Regions from separate parts of the Homo sapiens genome. Here all the other regions are linked to region 2. Evidence: chromatin contacts called from ENCODE Hi-C data. All regions are on one chromosome and are shown on one strand. The core of a region is the stretch at or near the end of the contact, and the rest is flanking DNA. Distances in the headings are between cores, read along the strand shown.

Region 1 (3,432 bases), core at 196-2,695, 2.3 Mb after region 2:
TTTAGTTAGTAATAACATACCAGTATAGTTGTATCAATGATAACAAATGTACCACACCAATGCAATGTGTAAGATGTTAACAACAGAGGAAATGGGAATACGGAATACATAAAGGAACTGTTTTTTGTTTAATGCTTCTAAAAATCTGCTTTAAGTCTATTTTCTTTTAAAAGTAAAGGCTAAGCCGGGCGTGGTGGCTCATGCGTGTAATCCCAAAACTTTGGGAGGCTGAGGTGGGTGGATCACCTGAGGTCAGGAGTTTGAGACCAGCCTGGCCAACATGGTGAAACCCCATCTCTACTAAAAATACCAAAATTAGCCAGGCATGGTGGCGGGCGCCTGTAATCCCAGCTACTCGAGCCCAAGGCAGGAGAATCGCTTGAACCTGGGAGGCAGAGGTTGCAATGAGCCAAGATCGCGCTACTGCACTCCAGCCTGGGCGATAGAGCGAGACTCCGTCAAAAAAAAAAAAAAAAAAAAAAAGTAATAATAAAAAAAATAAAGTAAAGGCTAGAGCTGCATGGAAAGAACTCTTGGCTCAGGTAGGACTTAGAGCCAGGGAGTAGGAAGAGTGGCATGCACTCTGGAGTCCTATGAGGAAGCAAGATCCCACAGGATATGGGACCATAGGTGACAGGGACCAGTGAGGAAGGATTGAGACCCCTTGCCCCATCGGCCTGCCACTTTTTTCATTGTTTTTCTCTTCCCCTCTCCTTCTCTTTCTTCTTTTCTTTTACTGTGTTCTTTTCGAGTATTCTCAACAACAGTCTAGGGGCCTGGAGGTGTGGGGAGGCCGCCCACGGATGCCTAGTTTGGCGCTCTGTGCACTGCTAGCATCTTCGTAGGGATGGGTTTGGGATGGGAGCGGGGTGATGCTCTGGTTCTCAGGGCTGGACTCCGGGCTTGGAGGGGAACTCCCTCTTGCGAGTCCCCAGTCCTGTGGGGGCTGGGCCTGGAAGGGGAACTGGGAGATGCGGAAGTGCACGCCGTCGGGTCGCATCTTTCAGTGCGGTGCGAGAGGGCCCAGTGGCAGAGGCCCAGCAAACAGCGCTTGTCAGGCGGACCTGAGTTCGAGTTCTGACTGTGCCATCTACGCTATGACTTTGGGGCAGGCGACCCACCCTCTGCGCCTCATTAACCCATGTACTGCATGGAAAATAAGCGTCTGCCTGGGTTAGAAGAGGGCTGTGTGTGAAGATTCAAAGGACGAAGGGGAAGAGTCCTCGCTGGGCGCCCAGCACGCGGTGAGCGCCCGGCCAGTGGCAGCGCGCTCGGGCTGGGGTTGCGCTCGGGCTCGGTTCCGCGCCCCCGGCAGCTGCGGGCTTTCCCAGCTCCGGCCCGGGCCCTTCCGCTCTCCCCGGCACTTACAGCGGTCTCTCTCCACTTCTCCCTTCTAGGACCGCGGCGGCTAGGTCACCTCCTCCGGACGCCGACACGCGCTGCCCTGGCAACCGTCACCAGGGAAACAAGCGACGTCACTTGCGCGTTTTCAACGCTACTCTACGGGGGCCGAGGGGGCGCCAAGAGTTCTGAAAGTGACAGAGGCGCTGATGGCGCGCTGGGCTGGATCCAAGCGAGCACGATCTCGAGTGCGCTGGAGATTTTAAATCTTCTGGAGTATATTTTTAAAAAAGTTTTGTGGACCAAACGTTCTGCACAGAGATGCCCATTCCGCTCTCCTGTTGGGGAGTTAAAAAGCGAACGATCTCACCATGAAATTTAAAGTAGCCATTCAGATATATTTGAAAAATGTAAAACAGTGTGGGGAAAGGCCATGTTATGATGGTGAGTGAAGGAAGCAGGACGCAATATAGCAATGCTAAATAAATAAAGTTGTGTTTATTTCAAACTAGGCACTAAAACAAGACCGAAATAGAAATATTAAAAGTGGTTATATTTGGGTGGTGGAATAGCAGTGCTGTGTTTTTATTTTTACACTTTAGAGAATTTTTAAAATAATGAACATCGTTTATTTTCATAAAGGAAAATACTTGTTTTTTTTTTTTTAAATGGCACCTTCCAATGTAAGACACTACTATATTTCAGGGCAATATGGGGGTGGGAGGCAAATTTCTAGGAAAGATGATTCAAGGGAGATTTCTTTCTATCTATCTATCTATCTAATCTATCTATCTATCTATGATAGAGTCTCGCTGTGTCGCCCAGGCTGGAGTGCAGTGGTGCGATCTCAGCTCATTGCAACCTCCATTTCCCAGGTTCAAGCGATTCTCCTGCCTCAGCCTCCTGAGTAGCTGGGATTACAGGCACCCGCCACCACACCTGGCTAATTTTTTTATTTTTAGTGGAGACGGGGTTTCACCATGTTGACCAGGCTGGTCTTGAACTCCTGACCTCAGGTGATCCGCCCACCTTGGCCTCCTAAAGTGCCGGGATTACAGGCGTGAGCCACAGCTCCTGCCCAAATATTTATCCAGGACTTCATAATTTGAAAACCTTGGCAGTTGTTTTTCTATTTTTTTTCCTCATAAGGTGAATGAATACCCATCCCATAGACATGCATACATAAGATACGGCACTAGACTGCCATCAGCACTGCAGGTATAAACCCGAAGTTTCCTGATAAAGGAAAAATGGATCTTTCCCGTTGGTCTCCAATTGCTGCCTGGTGAGCTGAGGGTGGGAGACGTATAATATACAGGTGGCAGCAAAGAGAGACAGGATAAAGAGTAGGATTCAGGTAGATGTGAGCCTCAAAGGATTAGGGTTTTTTTTAAATGGTGTGTGTAGTGGGGAGTATCATTCGTTTGCCTCATGACCACGATGGGACTATGTGGCATAGGAAAAGGAATAGCCAGGTCTACTTAGAGGGCTTCTGGAAAGCATGGATCCTAGCAGAAAGCCAGGTTTTCATTAAAATAAGAACATGCTGTGAGAAAATTAAGGATGCAAGAGAATTTCAGAACCGACATTCTAGAATGTATGTATTAGAAAGTTTGGGAAAGGGGTAACATTTGCTCCAGCAATCCAAGGATTATTTTTGACGAGGATATCATTTTTGCAGTAACCCATTTTTTAAAAAGCAGGGATGATTTTCCTCTAGGTTTGTTACTTTTCCACGGTCACCACTAAGGCTCTCATGCCATTTTTTTTTTCTGCCCAAAATTCTTTTGAGAATTTTCTTTAGTTTATAAGCTTGACATTTTATCATCCAAGAAGCTGGCGAATCCAATCTGGGTCACCAGTATTTCCTCATGTACAGTATACAGATGTTTGTTAATTCCAGCCCACTTTGTTTCTCTAGCCAGAAGTATCTGTAGGACACTGCCCTTTGTTTTTTGCTTTTTAATTTGAAATTATATTGAGATTTTTATAGAATCACATGCAGTTGTAAAAAATAATAGAGATCCCCTGTATACTTTTCCAGTTCTCCACAATGATATTTTGCAGAACTTTAGTATAATATTACAACCA
Region 2 (3,283 bases), core at 1-2,500:
ACCTAAGTCACTTTAACACAGAGATACAGCTTCAATTTACAAGCAGCCAGTTGCAAAGCTTCAGAAAAGGTTTTCAAAAAAACAGGACAATGGGTCCACTCTGCAGTCTAGGCCTGATGTTGACCCTTTTTCACAGTCCTGCTTTGTTTTGAGGCTATTAAAACCCTGCTTCATTTAAGTTCCATCTAAACTTTACACTTCCTCAAAATCCTGTAACTTTATATTTTCCTTCCCCTGGTAAAATGTCCCATGGTGTCTCTGGTGTGCAATCTCCCTCATTAAAAAAGATCGATAGACCTGGTTTTGCTGACTACAGGTTTGTCCCTGGTGGTCTTAGGCTGACTGGGCTTGAACAGTCTTGCTCAGCTTCAGGGTTCCTAAGATTGCAAATTTCAAAAACTGATACAACAAACATTTTTTCACTCCTAAATACAAATGCACCTGTCCACGTTGCCAGGTAGTTATGCACATGGCTACCATGTCAATTTGGTCATAACTAGGGTTAGGTCACTTCTCTGGAAGGTTAGTTATTAAGAACAAGAAAGAAAGTCAGGGTTCTGCACAGCTTTTGGTTTGATTCTTGTACTGACTTATGTTTCTTTTTCTTTGGGGCTACAGGTAAATATTTTGTCTGCTAAACTGACGCCCCCATCGCCAGTGTCTGAACAAACAAAACTGAGACATATCTAGTCAGCTGAAGCTGACAAATACAGGGGCCAATCTGGTTACAGGCAGGCAGTCCTGGCCTCGTGACACCGCAGAGACTGTGGGACAAGTGGACGTGCTCCTACTGTCCCTCGCATCCCCCATCTGGGCCGCGGGACTAGTGCCCTCAGGTCTATGACCCACTGCAAGAACCCAAAGCTCGACGCCCGCCCAGCCCTTCACATCCGTCCCTTGCAACAAGCAAGAGAAGAGGGGCGCGGCTTCAGGGGACGGGCGACGGTTTACAGGACAGCTCGTACACAGTACCAGCTGACATCCCCTAAGCCTGAGTGTCTAGGCCCCTGCCTCCACATTTAAGAGCCGACTGCGCCCCTTGGTGATTGGACGTCCGGACGCACCTTGAGTAGAGGCCAAGCAAACTATCGAGCCCGTCCAAAACGCCATATTTGTAACTGACGTCATCCTCATGTTGCCTTTCCTCTCTGTGATTGAGGAACCAATCAGTTGGGTGTAGCAGACGGGGCGTGGCTCTTCAGGTAGAGGCCGAAGGGGCTGAGAGCGGTCCCAGGCGGCCATCTTGATTCCTGGCATCACTCTCAACGTGCCCTCCCTCTCCGTGATTGGACGAGCAGGGCGGGCCTTCCGGAGGCACACAGCCGACCAACCAGAGATCTGCGCGTGCTCGATCTGGTCATCTGTTTTCTGACATCTGGAGCCACTAGCAGTTATCCTGTTCATTCCTGGGCGCCTGCGACCTTCCGAAGGAAACAAGACTTGCTTGGGGAAAGTTGCCTTGCCAGTATAGTGGAGCTTGGTAGAAACTTAAAAACTGCCTGGGGCTGCCTGGGATGGGGATCTCGAGATGCTTGTGGGGAGCACATTTTAGGAAACAGGGGGCTCAAGCTGCATGAAATGCTGCGGGAAATAGGAATGAGAGACGCAGAATGGTCGGAGAAAAAAGCTAGGAAGGTGTTTGGGAGTAAGATTTTGGAGTGCCTTGAATGCCAGACTAGGGAGTTTGGACTATATCCTGTAAGATAGGGGATAAAAATCAACTTTAAACAGGAGTGATATAACAAGATAATGTACTTTAGAAAATAATTCTGTAACTGTAGGGGGAGTCCCAAAGTGTTTCTCAAATTGTGTTCGGGGAAGTTCAAAGTGTGTTTGAGAGCTTGTTTTTATATGCAGATTCTTGCCCCTCACCAGACCTGCAAATAAAGTTCTCTGGTTGTACAGCCAGGAAACTGCATTAAAAAAAAACTTTTTAGGTTAACATACATTTGGTGAGAAAACGCATAAACCATATGGATAGGGCTCTGAATTTTCACAAGCAAACACTTCAGCCAGGCGGGGTGGCCCGTGCCCCTAATCCCAGCTACTCGGGAGGCTTAGGCAGGAGAATGGCTTGAGGCCAGGAGTACCAGATCAGCCTGGGCAACATAGCAAGACCCGTCTCTAAAAAAATTTAAAACAAAAATAATAACACACTCCCGTAGTTAACACCAGATGAAGAAACAACATGGCCAGCAGCTCAGAAGCTCCCCTTTTCCCCTTTAGCCACTGCTGCCTGCACCAAAGGTAAATATGATCATTACTTATAAGAACTGTAGATTAGTTTTGCCTGTTTTGAATTTGATATAAATAAAAGCATACAGGATATATTGTGTCAGCTTATTTGTTAGTGTTATTTATGAAATTCATCCGCATTGTTCCATGTAGTTGCTGTAGACTCCGTTGCTATAGATTGTTATCACAATTTATCCAGTCTCTTGTTTATGGGCCTTTGGGTAATTTCCAGTTTGGAGATAGTAGCAAAAAAAATGCTAAAATGAACATTCTTCTTCATTCATATCTTTTGCTTTGTAAATTATAAAGCAAGACAACAAGACCTAAAGACTGATTCATTCACTACCTATTTATTGAGCCCCTTACCAGACTAAGGTGAGAAAATAAAACAGAAAAGACAGCAAAGGTCCTGCCCTCATGGAACTTATTCTAACTGGAACGAAACAACACCTACGTGGGCAGCAAAACAAGTCAAACAATTGCAATTGTGATAACTCTGAGGGAAACAAGGTGAGCTAGAAAAAGAAGGGTGGGGACTTAACCTTTTTTTATGTGGTAGCCTGGTTAACTCTCAGAAAAATATCTAGGAAAAAATACAAGAGATAAGTTGGCACTGCTACACGATGAGTATTAACAATGGGTAGACCATTCCTGGCAAGAGAGACACCATGTATAAAGGTCATGGAGGAGGAGAGAGCTTGGCCCATTCAAGACCAGTGTGGCTTCAACACAATGAAGGAGGGATGGCATAAGGTGTATCTGGGTATTAAAGCATATGATACAAGGCCAGAGTAAGAAGTTGAGATTTTATTCCAAATATTATGAAAAGCAATCGAACTGTTAAAAACAGGAAATAATGTGATCTGATTTACTTACTTAAAAGATCCCTCTAACTGCTGAGCAGAGAACAGATTAAAGACAGAATTTAGGAGGCTGCTAGAGCAGTCTCAGGGAAGATATGCTGGCATAGAGCTTAGAGGAAAGGCTTGAAATACATCTGGGAACTGTCATGGCAAAGATCATCACCTTAATCAAGTGATAAAAGGTA
Region 3 (3,465 bases), core at 950-3,449, 2.1 Mb after region 2:
AGGGAAAGGTCTCACAGCAGGGAGAGTGACTGGTATTTTGTGTATGACTATCACACATAAAAGGGGCCATTCTTGTTCTGCAAAAGGTGGAAACGGCATTTTGGTTCAATGCTTTGTTTTTTTTTTTTAAAAAAAGGACATCACTGAACATGGATCAATCTGACAAAGGTTCAATCTACAGAGGGAGGGAGTGAGCTATCCAACCAGGAACACAGTTGAAGGAATGAGGTGGAACTGTACAATCCCTGCAGTCCTAAAACATAGCTCTAGGAAACTGCCACTGGCTATGTCCAAGGTCTTGGAGACTTGTTTTCTAAAAAATGAATGCATTTTCATGGGTTGAAAATTTCTTTTTGCATAATCAGGTAATGCTTTTTCATTTTTTTTAGGCAATGTCTTTCTCTGTTGCCCAGGCTGGAACACAGTGGCGTGATCTCAGCTCACCGCAACCTCCACCTCCAGGGTTCAAGCAATTCTCATGCCTAAGCCTCCCAAGTAGCTGGGACTACAGGTATGCACCACCATAATCAGCTGATTTTTGTATTTTTATTATAATAGAGATGGGGTTCCCTAGGCTGGTCTTGAACTCCTGGCCTCAAGTGATCCACACATCTTGGCCTCCCAAAGTGCTAGGATTACAGGCATGAGTCACCACACCTGGCCTGGGTAATTCTTAAGAATAAACCATTCTAGGATGTATGTGGAAGAGAAGGAAAGCGTCCTAAGAACAGAAATTTTAATTTTAAAAAAAGGGAGAAAAAATATGTATTCAGAGACAGTGCTAAAATCCTAGTCCATACGGAGGACAAGGAAGGAGAATTAGAGCCACGCTTTCACTAGAATTAACTCTGCCTATGAGGGACTCAAAATCGCCTCTTTATGCCACCCCTTAGTACACAGCTTATATGAAAATAACTAATCAAAACCCTCTAGTTAATGTTCTAATGTTTGCTTCAGTTCCTAAAGAACAGGTCTGAGTCAGAAGGTATTACTATTTAAAACAACAACAACAACAACAACAAAAAAATCAGCAGTTCTTTGACCTAGTCTTATATATGTATATATTTTTTAAAAAATTTTTTGCAGAGGTCGGGCGTGGTGGCTCATGCCTGTAATCCCAGCACTTTGGGCGGCCGAGGCGGGTGGATCACAAGGTCAGGAGATCGAGACCATCCTGGCTAACATGGTGAAACCCCGTCTCTACTAAAAGTACAAAAAAAATTAGCCAGGTGTGGTGGTGGGCACCTACAGTCCCAGCTACTTAGGAGGCTGAGGCAGGAGAATGGCGTGAACCCGGGAGGCAGAGCTTGCAGTGAGCCAAGATTGTGCCACTGCACTCCAGCCTGGGCAACAGTGCAAGACTCCGTCTCAAAAAAAAAAAAGAAAAAAAAAGTTCAGAGATGGGGTCTTGCTATGTTGCCCTGGTTGGTCTCAAACTCCAGGCCTAAAGTGATCCTCCCACCTTGGCCTTGAAAAGTACTGGGATTACAGGTGTGAGCCACAATGCCTGCCTAGACCTATATTTTAAAAACTACATGTACACAGATGCTACTTTTATAGAAGGACATTTCTGTGCTTGGACTGTCCTAATAATAAGCACAAGGCAATATCTTGCCACTCACTAGTCAGGCCTAATCCAATCCCTATGTAATCTCATCCCTCCCTTCTGGGAAGTCAAATCCAAACTGCTGGTTTCTGTTCTGCTGCTGTCAATAGCCCCTTGGCCTTGAACAAGGGGCTTTCCCTTTATGAGCACAAAGTTCTTCCTCTGTAAAATGAGAGGACTGGCCAGGATGGGCCTAAGGTCCTCCACTAAGGGCTTGGTATTGTCCATGATGTGAACCATGACCTTGGTGGAACAAAAATCACATCTAGAAACTTGCTGATAGATGAACAGAAGAACAAAGTAAGGTCATGGATTTAATCCACTGACCAAAATATCGTTTCACCCACCTGGAAAATGCAGGCTACGAAAGGAACAAGAAAAGCCAGAATGTTTCCAATTTCCTCATGGGCAACCTAAAACAAATACAAGGAACACAAGGAAAGGGATATTTAGATGAAAGGAAACACTGTGACATAAAGCACTTTACTCTGCCTTCTGTCTGGTATGGTTGACAGTACAAAATCCCTGGCTGGGTGAGACACAAGTTCCTGTTTATGCACCAGATCAGGGTTAGCATACAATCGTTTTCAACAGCTTGGTCACAGCATGTGCCTCCTGTCCCCATGTGACTGTGCTAAGTCTGCAACCTGGAATGGGCCGCCAATCCCTCCACCTCTCAGAAACCTAAGCATCTGTTAAGACCTAGCTTTCTCTAATTCCTCCCATCTCCAGGCACTGCCGCCTCTTTAGGATTGCCACCATACACTGTTTTGGGCCATGAGAGCCCCCAAGGCAGGGACTATGTCTTAACCATCTTGCTGGCCAGGTACTAATTCTAATGTATACAAACAAACAGACAGTTGGTAAGTATCTGGCTAAGAGCAATCATAAACAATAAGAGTAGAAACCACAACACACATTGATCAAAGACAGGATGTGGTAACAGGCAGTTACCACTCATAACACAGGCCTGCTGCCATTCTCCAAACAGGTCAGTCTACATCAGTCTCCTGAGGTTCAACAACAGTCATGCTTCAGACTTTACCCACTATATGCATGGGTGTGAGTATGGTGGCACTATCTTTAAAAGTAATATCTATTTGTTGATGCTAATAATGGTTTTATACCTCCTCTTTTTTGTTTTTGTTTTCTTTTTTTGAGACGGAGTTTTGCTTTTGTCGCCCAGGCTAGAGTGCAGTGGCGCAATTTTGGCTCACTGCAACCCCTGCCTCCCAGTTTCAAGCGACTCTCCCACCTCAGCCTCCTGAGTAGCTGGGATTACAGGCATGCGCCACCACGCCCAGCTAATTTTGTATTTTTAGTAGAGATGGGTTTTCACCATGTTGATCAGGCTGGTCTCAAACTCCTGACCTCATGTGATCCACCCACCTCAACCTCCCAGAAGTGCTGGAATTACAGGAGTGAGTCACCACACCCGGCCGATACCTTCTTGAAATACTTCTCAAAATACTTCAAAATTTTAAAACTGTTTTTAAAAAGCACTGAAATAGTAAGTTCCTTTGAAATGAGCAGACCAGTGAAGGAACTTCCTAGTGACATATAATTCTTCGACAAAGACACAAGGAAGGTGGCATCTGCATTATACAAATCAGATTATGGGACAACCTTTTCTCAGGAGAAAAAGAACCTGAACCTTAAAATCAGAGAATGAACCTTTTGTCCTGGGTAAATAATCCAGTCCCTGGAGTGACTCCTGGGGTCCCAAGAGCCACAGGGTGGTCTAATGTCCTTGTAGCAAATTCTCCATTTCTTACCAATATCTTGGCAGGCCCCTCCTGCTTCTTAGGACAATAGACATAAAAGAGCAACCTTCATATTCATTCACTTACTACAAAGAA

The links. Hi-C counts contacts between places; a loop is a spot of excess contacts on that map. Pooled maps may share reads with other maps.
Region 1: a map of CD14-positive monocyte shows a loop between it and region 2 (11-fold over the local background). The contact joins the promoter of CCDC13 here to the promoter of ENTPD3-AS1 in region 2. A Hi-C loop is called at or near these places in 1 of 168 maps with a recorded cell type or tissue (CD14-positive monocyte), 1 of 37 single-sample maps with no recorded cell type and 8 of 50 pooled maps.
Region 3: a loop to region 2 is called in a pooled map, with 5 times the contacts of the local background. The contact joins the enhancer-like site here to the promoter of ENTPD3-AS1 in region 2. A Hi-C loop is called at or near these places in 2 of 50 pooled maps.

Annotation. Positions count from the first base shown.
Region 1 is chr3:42,771,808-42,775,239 of GRCh38, forward strand. It overlaps CCDC13 (coiled-coil domain containing 13), which reads right to left and starts at 1,446. Exons shown (of 16, transcript NM_144719.4): 1 at 1,369-1,446. CCDC13-AS2 (CCDC13 antisense RNA 2) reads left to right here. Exons shown (of 2, transcript NR_122070.1): 2 at 1,398-1,828. RefSeq lists a silencer at 1,167-1,326 and an enhancer at 1,457-1,626.
Region 2 is chr3:40,452,058-40,455,340 of GRCh38, forward strand. It overlaps ENTPD3-AS1 (ENTPD3, EIF1B and MYRIP antisense RNA 1), which reads right to left and starts at 1,251. Exons shown (of 4, transcript NR_040100.1): 1 at 1,065-1,251. RefSeq lists enhancers at 985-1,054, 1,075-1,144.
Region 3 is chr3:42,553,977-42,557,441 of GRCh38, forward strand. It overlaps SEC22C (SEC22 homolog C, vesicle trafficking protein), which reads right to left. Exons shown (of 7, transcript NM_032970.4): 6 at 1,954-2,019. Among named protein-coding and RNA genes, the nearest start is that of VIPR1-AS1, 23 kb to the left of the region's middle. Within about 2 kb of position 2,200, at least 3 of the 41 ENCODE cell types and tissues checked have a DNase peak (open chromatin) inside an H3K27ac peak, as active enhancers do.